3 separate regions of the Homo sapiens genome follow, and all the other regions are linked to region 1. Evidence: chromatin loops called from intact Hi-C (ENCODE). Cell type or tissue: heart right ventricle. All regions are shown on one strand. Each heading gives the region's core, and the rest is flanking DNA. Links, peaks and the distances in the headings are about the cores only.

Region 1 (4,084 bases), core at 733-3,232:
GCTGGGATTACCGGGGTGAGCTACTATGCCTGGCCCTGGCTAATTGTTTGCATTCTTTTGTAGAGACAGGGTTTCCCCATGTTACTGTGTCCGAAATTCGTGGGTTCTTGGTCTCACTGACTTCAAGAATGAAGCTGCGGATCCTCACGCTGAGTGTTACATTTCTTAAAGATGGTGTGTCCGGAGTTTGTTCTTGCTGATGTTCGGATGTGTTCGGAATTTCTTCCTTCTGGTGGGTTCGTGGTCTTGCTTGCTTCAGGAGTGACGCTGTAGACCTTCCCAGGGAGTGTTGCAGCTCTTAAGGCAGCGTGTCTGGAGTTGTTCATTCCTCCTGGTGGGTTTGTGGTTTTGCTGGCCTCAGGAGTGAAACTGCAGACCTTCACAGTGAGTGTTACAGCTCATAAAAGCATCTCACACCCAACGAGTGAGCAGCAGCAAGATTTCTCGCAGAGAATTAAAAAACAAATCCTCTACACTGTGAAAAGGTCCCCAAGCCGGTTGCCGCTGCTGGCTCCAGCAGTCCGCTTTTATTCCCTTATCTGGCCCCACCCACATCCTCCTGATTGGCCCATTTTACAGAGCGCTGATTGGTCCATTTTACAGAGAGCTGACTGGTCCGTTTTGACAGGGTGCTGATTGGTGTGTTTACAATCCCTGAGCTAGACGCAGGGTGCTGATTGGTGCATTTACAAATCTTTAGCTAGACACAAAAGTTCTCCAAGTCCCCACTAGATTAGCTAGACACAGAACACTGATTGGTGCGATTGGTGCATTTGCAAACCTTGAGCTAGACACAGGGTGCTCATTGGTGCATTTACAAACCTTTAGCTAGACTTAAAATTTCTCCAAGTCCCCACTAGATTAGCTAGACACAGAGCACTGATTGGTGTGTTTATAAACCTTGAGCTAGACACAGAGTGCTTATTGGTGCATTTACAATCCTCTAGTTAGACATAAAAGTTATCCAAGTCCCCACCAGATTAGCTAGACACAGAGTGTTCACTGGTGCATATACAATCCTCCAGCTAGACATAACAATTCTTCAAGTCCCCACTCGACTCAGGAGCCCAGCTGGCTTCGCCCGGCCCTGGCTAATTTTCTGCATTTTTTGTAGAGACAGGGTTTCACCATGTTACCAGGCTGAACTGGAACTCCTGGGCTCAAGCAATCCTCCCGTTTCAGCGTCCCAGAGAGCTGGGATTACTGGCGTGAGCCACTACGCCTGGCATCATGTCCTTTTTTCTTTTTCTTTTTTATTTTTTATCAGGGTGTCACTCTGTCTCCCAAGCTGGAGTGCAGTGGTGTGATCATAGCTCACTGCAGGCTCCAACTCCTGGGCTCAAGCAATCCTCCCACCTCAGTCTCCCGAGTAGCAGGGACTACTGGCACGCACAACCACTCATTTTCACTGAAAACATTATAAAATTTTAATTTTAAATGTTTCTTGTCTTCATTATTTAATTTTTTGTAGAGATGGGGTCTTGCTATGTTGCCTAGGTTGGTCTCGAACTCCTGAGCTCAAGCAATCCTCCTGCCTCAGCCTCCCAGAGTGCTGGGATTACAGGCAGGAGCCACCACACTTGGCCTTAAGTGCTTCTTGAAAGACTTCCTGATGGGGCGTGGTGGCTCATGTCTGTAATCCCAGCACTTTCGGAGGCCAAGGCAGGTGGATCACTTGAGGTCAGCAGTTTGAGACCATCCTGGCCAATATGGCAAAACCCTATCTCTACTAAAAATACAAAAATTAGCTCGGCGTAGTGGCACACACCTGTAATCTCAGCTACCCAGGAGGCTGAGGCAGGAGAATCGCTTGAACCTGGGTGGTGGAGGTTGTGATGAGCTGAGATTGTGCCACTGCACTCTGTCGCGCCTGGGAGACAGAGTGAGACTCCATCTCAAAAAAAAAAAAAAAGACTTCCTTTCCTTTCAGGGGGGTCCTGATGGGAATTATATTTATCTGTTTTTCCCAAAATGTATTTGTTACAATGCAGATGAGAAACTCTGCCCCGCCCCTGCCTCTCACTAGGTGATGGACACACACACACACACACGCATGCACACATAGATACACACGCAGACACACACATGCATGCACAAACGCATGCAAATGAACACGTGTGCACCATGCACACACTCATGAACACACAAATACACTCACACGAGGAACCCAAATTGTATTGTACTTGGTACCTACAGCCACTAGAGGGCCTCAGTCAAACATGTCTGGCTCTGGGAGTTTCCAGAAGTTCCACAAATATTTTTTAAAAAAAAGAAAAAAGAAAAAAAAAAACCTAGGAGGATTCTCATAGGATCGCGAACTTACTATTTTGCCACACGAGAGCATTTCTCCCCAAATTGCTGTTTATTATCATCATTTAAATGTTAAAATTAACTTTTTTTTTTTTTTTTTTTTTTGAGATGGAATTGCTCTGTTGCCCAGGCTGGACTGCAAGGGCATGATCTCGGCTCACTGCAATCTCTGCCTCCTCCTGGGCTCAAGCAATTCTCCTGCCTCAGCCTCCCAAGTAGCTGGGATAACAGGCGTGCACCACCATGCTCAGCTATCTTCCTTCCTTCCTGCCTACCTGCCTGCCTGCCTCCCTCCCTCCCTCCCTCCCTTTCTTTCTTTCTTTCTTTCTTGTATTTTTAGTAGAGATGGGGTTTCACCATGTTGGTCAGGGTGGTCTCGAACTCCTGACCTCATGATCTGCTCACTTCAGCCTCCCAAAAAGTTGAGATTACAGGTATGAGCCACTGCACCCGGCCTTATTTTAAATTTATTATTATGTTTTTATTTTTTGAGATAGAGTCTCACTCTGTCACCCAGGCTGGAGTGCAGTGGTGCGATCTCAGCTCACTGCAACCTCTGCCTCCCAGGTTCAAGCGATTCTCCTGCCTCAGCCTCCTGAGTAGCTGGGACTGCAGGTGCCACCACGCCTGGGTAATTTTTTGTATTTTCTGTAGAGGCAGGGCTTTATCATGTTGCCTAGGCTGTTCTCAAACTCCTGGGCTCCGATGGTCCTCCCGCCTCAGCCTCCCAAAGTGCTGGGATTACAGGCGGGAGCCACCACGCCCAACCCAGTTGCTCGGTTTTATAAAAATACTTTTGGGGCCGGGCGCGGTGGCTCATGCCTGTAATCCCAGCACTTTGGGAGGCTGAGGCGGGCGGATCATGAGGTCAGGAGATCGAGACCATCCTGGCTAACACGGTGAAACCCCGTCTCTACTAAAAATACAAAAAATTAGCCGGGGGTGGTGGCGGGCGCCTGTAGTCCCAGCTACTCGGGGAGGCTGACACAGGAGAACGGTGTGAACCCGGGAGGTGGAGCTTGCAGTGAGCCGAGATATCACACCACTGCACTCCAGCCTGGGCGACAGAGAGAGACTCCGTCTCAAAAAAAAAAAAAAACAAAAAAAAAAACTACTTTGGGTATTTTGCTGATTTGCCAAAATTTAAAACAAGGTCATTTCCCTGTCTCTGTTTCTCTGTCACCCCAGCTGTGAAAACTTCCTTCGGGAGCTTCTTTAGTCGGGAAAACTGACACACGTAGGAACTCATCTGCTCCACTCCCCGCCCACCCGCCTGGCCTAGGGCAGCCTTCATCTCCACGCCTAGACACTGCCCTTTGATTCCAGATGGCCAAGGAGACACCATCAAGTCACTTCCCGGTGACTTTGCACATGTCCCTTGTATTGCGAACCCAGCCAATCCCATAGCCACTTACCCAAAAGGACTCCCAGGGTGAGGACGACAAGGCTGGTGGCCACCACGCCAATGCTGGCCGCTCGACAGCACGCGGCATCCAGAGCGGGGACTTCCTTGGTTGTCCTGGGCACGAGGTGTACGTCAGCCACAGTGGGCTCCATGGCTCAGAGACACGCAGACAGCGAGCTGGATGCCACACAGCAAGACAGAAACACGGGGTCAGAGGCTGAAGGTGCTTCTCTTCCCATAAGCAAGGGTTGCAACTATACCCTTAAAAACGGCGGGGCGCGGTGGCTCACGCCTGTCATCCCAGCACTTTGGGAGGCTGAGGCAGGAGGACGATTTGAGGTCGGGAATTCCAGATCAGCCCGGCCAACA
Region 2 (4,084 bases), core at 741-3,240, 120 kb after region 1:
ACCTCGGGGCTGTGCGACGACGGGGCCCCCACGCCTGCTCCTCACTGACTTTGGCCGCGTCTGTCTGCAGCCCCCTGGACCCCCGGGATCCCCGGGCCCCCACGCGCCGCAGCTGGGCAGCCTCCTCCGAGCGCTGCTCAGCCTTGCTGCGCCCTCGACCACGCCTTTGGCCGCGGGCCTGGAGCTCCTGGCAGCACAGCTGACCCGCTTGCGGCCCTCGGCGTCCCGGACGCGGGGCGCGCTGCAGGCGCTGCTCTGGGGGCCCGGGCCTGAGCTGCGCGGCCGCGGAGCACCGCTTGGTCCCTGGCTCCGAGCGCTCGGGCCCTGGCTGCGGGTGCGCCGCGGGCTGCTGGTCCTGCGCCTAGCAGAGCGGGCCGCAGGTGGGGAAGCTCCCAGCCTCGAGGACTGGCTGTGTTGCGAATACCTGGCCGAGGCCACCGAGTCCTCGATGGGCCAGGCCCTGGCGCTGCTGTGGGACTGACCCCAACCCAGGGCGAACACACCTGGTCCAGGCCTGCCCAGGAGGCAGGGCTGGGGCTGAGGTCAGCGTCTCCATGATAGCCAAGACACCCTCTTCCTGCAGAGTCCAGGAGCGCAGCAGAGAGAGCAATGCCCCACTCCAGAGCCTCCCCTCCCGTGCTGGGGATGTGGGTCAAGGGCTTCCCAGGAATGCAGCTGCCCCTCCAGGGCTGGGGGCTGGCCAGCGCCTCCTGTGTTGGGCAGCAGCTCTCTGAAGCCAGGGCCCCCACGCCACTTCCAGGTGTGGACAACCCCGCTGATCAATGTCTCTCTGTGTTCTGCCTTCCCCAGCAGCCAGGGCGCTCTTCCGCGTGGGTTCTGTCATTGTCTCCATGAGAGGCCAATGCCGGGACCAGAGGCATTCCTGGCTCTGGAGCACCCCCTTGTGCTGAAGATGGCCAGTGATTTTGGGCATGTGAATGCCCCTGTCCCTGGTGGAGAATTGCTTGGTGGTGTCACGGGAAGGGAAGGCTCCCTGGGACCTTAGACACCCAGCTCATCTCAGCGGGGTCTGGACTCACCTTCCCTAAAACAGTCCCCGCGGTTCCCTGCCACCTCCCCTCAATCCCTCTGCGCCCACCCTGCCTCCCTCCCTGTTCCTCCGTGACACACCAACTTCTTTCGCGCCCCCAAGCATTTGTGTAGGCTGTTCCCTCTGCCATACTGTTCCAGTTCCACTTTCTTTTTCTTTTTTTTTTTTTTTTTTTTTTGAGACGATCTCGGCTTACTGCAAGCTCCGCCTCCCGGGTTCACGCCATTCTCCTGCCTCAGCCTCCCGAGTAGCTGGGACTACAGGCGCCCGCCACCACGCCCGGCTAATTTTTTGTATTTTTAGTAGAGACGGGGTTTCTCCGTGTTAGCCAGGATGGTCTCCATCTCCTGACCTCGTGATCCGTCCGCCTCGGCCTCCCAAAGTGCTGGGATTACAGGCGTGAGCCACCGCGCCCGGCTACAGTTTCACTTTCTCTAAACAAATAAAGGTGCCCACTCTGGGCCATCGCTAGCTCCTTACCCTGCGTTCTCCGCCCACTCTCAGGAGCATTTATTCCTCTGTTACTGTCCACAAGGCTGTGAGTTCCCTGGGGGCAAAGGCCAGGCTTGGCACACAGTAGGTGCTCACTTAATACCACAGGATGATGTAATAAACAGGCACAGAGGAGACTCACTGGAGGGGGATGGAGTCTTCCTTTATGCCTCTGACACACTGCACTGCCCTTGCCTGTGGCTTCCTTCCTGGAGACTCAGAGTTGCCCCTCCATTCCATTCCCCATGGCAGTCCTGGGAGGATCTTTCCAACCCCAGATATGAGGTCCCTCTCCAGCTCAAACACCTCCCATGGCTCCCCAGTGCCTCAGAATACATACAGGGCTCTTCCAAAGTCTCCTCAGAGTCTCCAACCCCATGTCGTTCATCCCTGGAGGTTACTTTCCAGCCTCCACGCCTTTGCCCAAGTTGTTTTTTACACCAGAAAACAGCCCCCTCTACTCTGCTTCATACTCCTATTCATCCTGCATGGCCTCAGCTCTAATGCCCCTTCTCTGCATTTGCGCTGCCCAAATGAGCTGGGGGTATCTGTGTCCAGGTTTGTCCTCCCGGCCGACCCCACCACCGCTCAGACGGCTGAATATCCCCCCGGCCCGCTCGCCAAGTCTACAATCTTTTCGAGTTCCTCCTTTCCTCCTCTTTCCAGCCGGTTTCCCGGCCAGGCCTGGCCCTGATTTTCCGGGTGGCGCTCCCGGATGCGGCCGGCAGGTGGCGCTGCGGCCGGGCAGACGGCGGGGTTGCAGACCCGGAAGCGCTCCAGGCCACGACCCCGCCGGAAGTGCTGCTGCCCCGAACGGCGCTGCAGGTCCCTAGGGGCGGCCAGTAACACGGCGAACTCAAAAGTTGAGTTGGGAGCACAGACATCCCCATGCGCAGGCCCAGGCTGGGGCGGAAGGGGACGCGAGGCAGGAAGGGGCTTCAAGCGAGCAGTGGCAAGGCTGGCGCCAAGCTGAGGGCCCGGCCTCCCAGCCCAGGGGGTCTCCTCCGTGGGAGGGGTCCCGCAGCTGCCTGGGTGCCAAATCCCCCGCGACCCCTCCACCCAGGGCCCTCTGTGGTCCCAGGCACTCCTCCCACCAGTCCCCAGCGTCACCACCACAGAGCCAGGTGCATCGGGTGTAATCACTTTATTGGCTTTTGGAGAGCAATGGAGGGGATTAATACCTCATCTTTCCAAGTTAAAAGACTAAGACTGTTTCCAAAAGACTCCAAATAAGAAACTTCTCCTCAAAGTACAAGGATAATCTGAATCATCTTAAACCAGCAATAAAAAAGTAAAATATAAATTTTTATTTAGAATTAAAGCAAATACTTCAGTATCACAAACACAATATTAAACTTCAAGAAATACACCGCTAATTCGGAGTGAGCGTTTATTTGCACGATTACAACATGCGGACAAACCCAGGCGAGATGAGCGAGTCTACGGTTCCTACCCACCCGGCTGACAAGGGGTGGCCCCAGGGGCCGGATGCCCAGCCCCGAGGCGGCCCTACTCCTCCTCCTCTCCCGAAGACTCTCTCTCGAACGTGTAGGCCATGAAGCAAGCGTCGGGTCTCTTGGGGACAAGGGGATGCCCCGGTCTCACAATCTCAAAGCCCAAAAAGCTGAAGGTTCGGAGCAAGGCGGCTGCGGGGGAGAAGCCGTCAGAACCCCTGCCGACCAGAACCCCCCGCCCGCACCCCCCACCCCCGCAGGGAGACCGTGCCTGCGGGCTGAGAATGAAGGGGCGGCGCAGGCACCCCCACGCACCCTACTGCAGGCGATACGGGTCACCTACCTCTGTCCTCGCGGTTCTTGTGGAAGCAAATGAAGACATGGTCGGCTCGCAGCTGCTCCTCAGCGAACTCCAGGAGAACTGCAAAGCTGCAGCGAGTGTCAGCGTCTCGGCTGGCCCGACCCACCTGCCTACCTCCTGGGCCTTAGCAGCTACCCTGAGGCCCGCTCTACTCCAGGGTCCCCCTGGGGCCCAGATCGTCCTCTGGGTGGGGCCGTCCTGACACCACAGTGTTGAGCAGCACCGCTGCACCCACCCACGTGCATGCCCCATGACAGAAAAGCTCTGACACTGCCTGGCATCCCTTGGAGGGTAGAATCCCAGGGTACGAATTTGGAGTGCACTTTTTAAAAAGGGACCCCAGGCCGGGAGCGGTAGCTCACGCCTGTAATCCCAGCACTTTGGGAGGCCGAGGTGGGCGGATCACGAGGTCAGGAGTTCAAGACCAGCCTGGCCAACATAGCGAAACCTCGTCTCTACTAAAAACACAAAAATTAGCTGGGCATCGGTGGCGGGCGCCTGTAAGCCCAGCTACTCGGGAGGCTGAGGCAGGAGAATCGCTTGAACCCGGAAGGCAGAGGTTGCAGTGAGCCAAGATCATGCCACTGCACTCCAGCCTGGGCAACAAAAGCAAGACTCCATCTCAAAAAAAAAAAAAAGGGGGGACCCTGTCCCCACCAACAAAGCGATGGTGGCCCCCATATGTGCTGCCTGAAGGCAGTGCCCTCCCTCATCTGTCCCTGCACC
Region 3 (4,084 bases), core at 856-3,355, 110 kb after region 1:
AATGCCCCCACCTCAGCCTTCTGAGTAGCTGGGACCACAGGCACACGCCACTGTGCCAGGCTCATGTTTTATTTTTTGTAGAGATGGGGTCTCACTGTGTTGCCCAGGATGGTACCAAACTCCTGGGCTCAAGTGATCCACCCACCTCAGCCTCTCAAAGTGCTGGGATTACAGGCATGTGCCCAGCCTTTGCATCATTTTAAACTCTGTGGCGGGCGCAGTGGCTCACGCCTGTAATCCCAGCATTTTGGGAGGCTGAGGCGGGCAGGTCACCTGAGGTCAGGAGTTCGAGACCAGGCTGGCCAACACGGTGAAACCCCAACTCTACTAAAAATAATAATAATAATACAAAAATTAGCCAGGTGTGGTGGTGCACGCCTGTAGTACCAGCTACTTGGGAGCCTGAGGCAGGAGAATTGCTTGAACCCGGGAGGCGGAGGTTGCAGTCAGCCAAGATTGCGCCACTGCACTGCAGCCTGGACAACAGAGTGAGACTCCATCTCAAAAATAAATAAATAAAATAAAAATTAACCAGGCATGGTGGTGCACACCAGTGGTCCCAGCTACTCAGGAGGCTGAGGTGGGAGAATCACTTGAGCCCAGGAGGCGGAGGCTGCAGTGAGCTATGATCACACCACGGCACTCCAGCCTAGGGGACGGAGCTAGACCCTGCCTCAAAGAAAAAAAAGTGTGGCATGGGACCCACTCAAGGGAAGTTCATAAGAAAAATGTAGTCTCCTTCCCCTCCTGCCCCTTCTCAGGGGATTGGGGGAGGCCAGGGGGACTCAGCAGTGGCTCTGTGGACCTCTGCTCCCAGCCTCGAGCTGCTGCGTGACCCTGGATGGAGCCCCTACTCTTTCTGGGCCCATTTTCCCTAAGGGAAACGGGATCGGGGATCCCACATAAAATACACTCAATCCTTGCAGCAAAAACATCTTTGGGGCCGGGCAGGGTGGCTCACACCTGTGATCCTAGCACTTTGGGAGGCCGAGGAGGGAGGATCGCCCCAGGAGCTCGTTCCAGGCTGCAGTGAGCTGGGATTGCACCACTGCGCTCCAGCCTGGGCAACAGTGTGAGACCCTGTCTCCAAAGAAAAAGACAGTTTTGACAGGCACGCAGTTCAGCTGGAATTTCACCCCGCGTCTGCTTTTCCTTGGGTTTTTTCCATTCTTGATTTTTCCATTTATGGTGATTTTATCTAAAACGTCTTTTCTAAATAAATGCATCGAGGCAGTGAGGAAGGGGGAAGGGGGAAAACGAGCCGATTCCATCTTTTCAAAGAAAAATCCAGCAGGCGTGGCTGTTAGCAGGCGGGATGTGGGAGCCACTCTTCTTTCTTCGCCGGAGCACGGAGAGGGTGGGGATTTGCCCGCAGTCACACAGCGAGGCGCGGCAGAGCCGGGAGGGTCCTCGCCCACGCTCCACATTCGGGGGCCCTGGGATGGGGCAGGGGGCCGCTGGGGGCTCCTCAGATGCTGCCGCAGGAGGGGAGGTGGTTCCCGGGGAAGTGAAACCCACAGACCCCACTTGCACCTTCTCCAGGGACAGCCGCCACCGTGTTCTGTGCGCTCCCCTACGGTGGGCCAGCTCTGCCCCTCTCTCCCCATCTCACAGGGCTCCCCACTGCCCCGCACCCCAGCCTGGCCTCTGAGGCTGTGGGGGGCCTTCCACTGCCCCCACCCGGCTGTCAGCCCTGGGGCTATTGACTTTCAGATCCCACCTCCTGGTCTCTGTCCAGGCTGTTCCCTCCCGGTTACATCCTGTCCTCTGCGGGCGGGCAGGGGAGGCGGCGGCCTCGGCTGCTGGGGAAGTGTTGCAGAAATGTCCCCTCCCCACCCCGGGCTGCGGTCTGACAGTGGGCCGGACGTTTTCCTGTCAGCTGCCGGCGCCAGGTCAGACCCCTCCTGCGAGGCCAGGGGCTGTGGCCATTGGGAGTTTGTCCCCACGGACCCCTCCTCCCCCAGAGGGCACGCCAGTCTTGAAGGTAGGGGGCTCCTGGAGCGGGGAGCTGGACAGAAGCGGCCACTTTTTGAGGTTGGGATCTGGGCGGGGGTGGGTCGAGGCCTGGCTGCCGGCAGCAACCGCACGGCTGAGCCCTCGGGGATGAGGCCTGAGTGTGGATCCCTGGGTCCCTGGACACTGTCTCCCCCGCAACTGACCCCCAAAGGCCTGTCCTCAGGCTGAACACTCTGTCCCCATCCCAAACGTGCAGAGGGGGGTCCTTCCCACTGCCTGGAAAATTGATGGGTGACAGACCTGCCTCATGATTGAGGAAGTGGGCCCAGAGAGGGCAGGAAACCCACTCGGGATCACACAGCAGGGCCCCAGAGAGGGCAGGAAACCCACTCAGAATCACACAGCAGGGGCCCAGAGAGAGTAGGAAACCCACTCGGGATCACACAGCAGGGCCCCAGAGAGGGCAGGAAACCCACTCGGGATCACACAGCAGGGCCCCAGAGAGGGCAGGAAACCCACTCGGGATCACACATCAGGGGCCCAGAGAGGGCAGCAAACCCACTCAGGATCACACAGCAGGGCCCCAGAGAGGGCAGCAAACCCACTCAGAATCACACAGCAGGGGCCCAGAGAGAGTAGGAAACCCACTCGGGATCACACAGCAGGGCCCCAGAGAGGGCAGGAAACCCACTCAGAATCACACAGCAGGGGCCCAGAGAGAGTAGGAAACCCACTCGGGATCACACAGCAGGGCCCCAGAGAGGGCAGGAAACCCACTCGGGATCACACATCAGGGGCCCAGAGAGGGCAGCAAACCCACTCAGGATCACACAGCAGGGCCCCAGAGAGGGCAGCAAACCCACTCAGAATCACACAGCAGGGGCCCAGAGAGAGTAGGAAACCCACTCGGGATCACACAGCAGGGGCCCAGAGAGGACAGGAAACCCACTCGGGATCACACAGCAGGGGCCCAGAGAGGACAGGAAACCCACTCGGGATCACACAGCAGGGTCAAAACTGGACAAGGGAGTGGAGTGTGGGTGCGCCTGTTCTCACCAAGGGCCCTGGAGCAGGAGGCCTCGACGGTCTCCCAGGCCCCAGCACTCACGGACCCCTCCCCATGTCGCCCTGTGCGTGCACACGGTCACCCCACACACGCCCCGTTTGACCTTTCCCCAGCAACATGAGCAGCCCGGAGCCCCCCACAGAGCCCCCCGAGCCCGACAACCCCACCTGGTCGACTCAGCCCACGTATAGCAACCTTGGTAAGCAGCTCCCCAGGGAGCCCTGGGCTGCGGGGGTGCAGGGAGCGGCAGGGGGGTGCAGGGAGCGGCAGGTGGGTGCAGGGAGCGGCAGGAGGTTGCCGGGCACCATGGCCTCTGGGAACAGCAGCAGCTGGTAAAATGAGTGACCTCCGGGAAGGCCCGGAGTAGGCCAGGGCTGAAAAATAACCTGTGGGTTGGTGGGCGGGGCGTGGTGGCTCACGCCTGTAATCCCAGCACCTTGGGAGGCTGAGGCAGGTGGATCCCTTGAGGCCAGGAGTTCAAGACCGGCCTGGGCAATATAATGAGACCCGCCCCCCATCTCTACAAAACAAAAAAAATGAGATGGACATGGTGTCAAGAGCCTGCAGTCCCAGCTGCTCGGGAAGCTGAGGTGGGAGGATCCCTTGAGCCCAGGAGGTCAAGGCTGCAGTGAGCCATGAAATAGAAAAAAATATATACCATTAAAAAGAGAGAGAGGCTGGGCACGGTAACTCATGCCTGTAATCCCACCCTTTAATCCCAGCACTTTGGGAGGCCAAGGAGGAGGATCACTTGAGGCCAGGAGTTCAAGACCAGCCTGGCCAACATGGCAAAACCTGTCTCTGCTAAAAATACAAAAATTAGCCAGACATGGTGGTGCATGCCTGTAATTCCAGCTACTCGGGAGGCTGAGGCAGGAGAATCGCTTGAACCTGTGAGGCAGAGGGTGCAGTGAGCCAAGACTGAGCCACCGCACTCCAGCCTGGGCGACAGAGGGAGACTCCATCTCAAAAAAAAAAAAAAAAAAAAAAAAAAAGGCCAGGTGCAATGGTTCAAGCCTGTAATCCCAGCACTTTGGGAGGCCGAGTCAGGCAGATCACCTG

What was found. A loop is a pair of places that touch in the nucleus more often than their neighbours do. Peaks named below come from ENCODE experiments on the same cell type or tissue, not always from the same donor. Only the 100,000 strongest peaks of a DNase experiment are listed, where the experiment ranks them.
Region 2: a loop joins it to region 1, with 4 times the contacts of the local background. A loop is called at or near these places in 58 of 110 quality-filtered maps.
Region 3: it touches region 1 in a loop (2.3-fold over the local background); 58 of 110 quality-filtered maps call a loop at or near these places.

Annotation. Positions count from the first base shown.
Region 1 is chr19:2,389,569-2,393,652 of GRCh38, reverse strand. TMPRSS9 (transmembrane serine protease 9) reads right to left here. Exons shown (of 19, transcript NM_001395513.1): 2 at 3,726-3,892. The coding sequence starts at 3,867. Among named protein-coding and RNA genes, the nearest start is that of TMPRSS9, 31 kb to the right of the region's middle. In heart right ventricle, for the core only: a CTCF peak has its summit at 2,202 (motif pointing right); no DNase peak of the experiment used is centred there.
Region 2 is chr19:2,272,077-2,276,160 of GRCh38, reverse strand. It overlaps OAZ1 (ornithine decarboxylase antizyme 1), which reads right to left. Exons shown (of 5, transcript NM_004152.3): 4 at 3,341-3,426; 5 at 2,673-3,189. The coding sequence ends at 3,053. PEAK3 (PEAK family member 3) reads left to right here. Exons shown (of 4, transcript NM_198532.3): 4 at 1-1,530. The coding sequence ends at 481. Among named protein-coding and RNA genes, the nearest start is that of OAZ1, 4.6 kb to the right of the region's middle. RefSeq lists enhancers at 176-1,110, 1,915-2,054, 3,495-3,554, 3,565-3,624 and silencers at 2,435-2,684, 3,145-3,294. In heart right ventricle, for the core only: CTCF peaks have their summits at 900 (motif pointing left), 2,068 and 2,271 (motif pointing right); DNase peaks (open chromatin) are centred at 900 and 2,290; H3K4me3 peaks cover 1,279 bases; H3K27ac peaks cover 2,179 bases.
Region 3 is chr19:2,279,987-2,284,070 of GRCh38, reverse strand. It overlaps PEAK3 (PEAK family member 3), which reads left to right and starts at 1,896. Exons shown (of 4, transcript NM_198532.3): 1 at 1,896-1,984; 2 at 3,136-3,221. The coding sequence starts at 3,140. RefSeq lists an enhancer at 2,041-2,180. In heart right ventricle, for the core only: no CTCF peak of the experiment used is centred there; a DNase peak (open chromatin) is centred at 1,810; H3K4me3 peaks cover 1,349 bases; H3K27ac peaks cover 924 bases; H3K27me3 peaks cover 286 bases.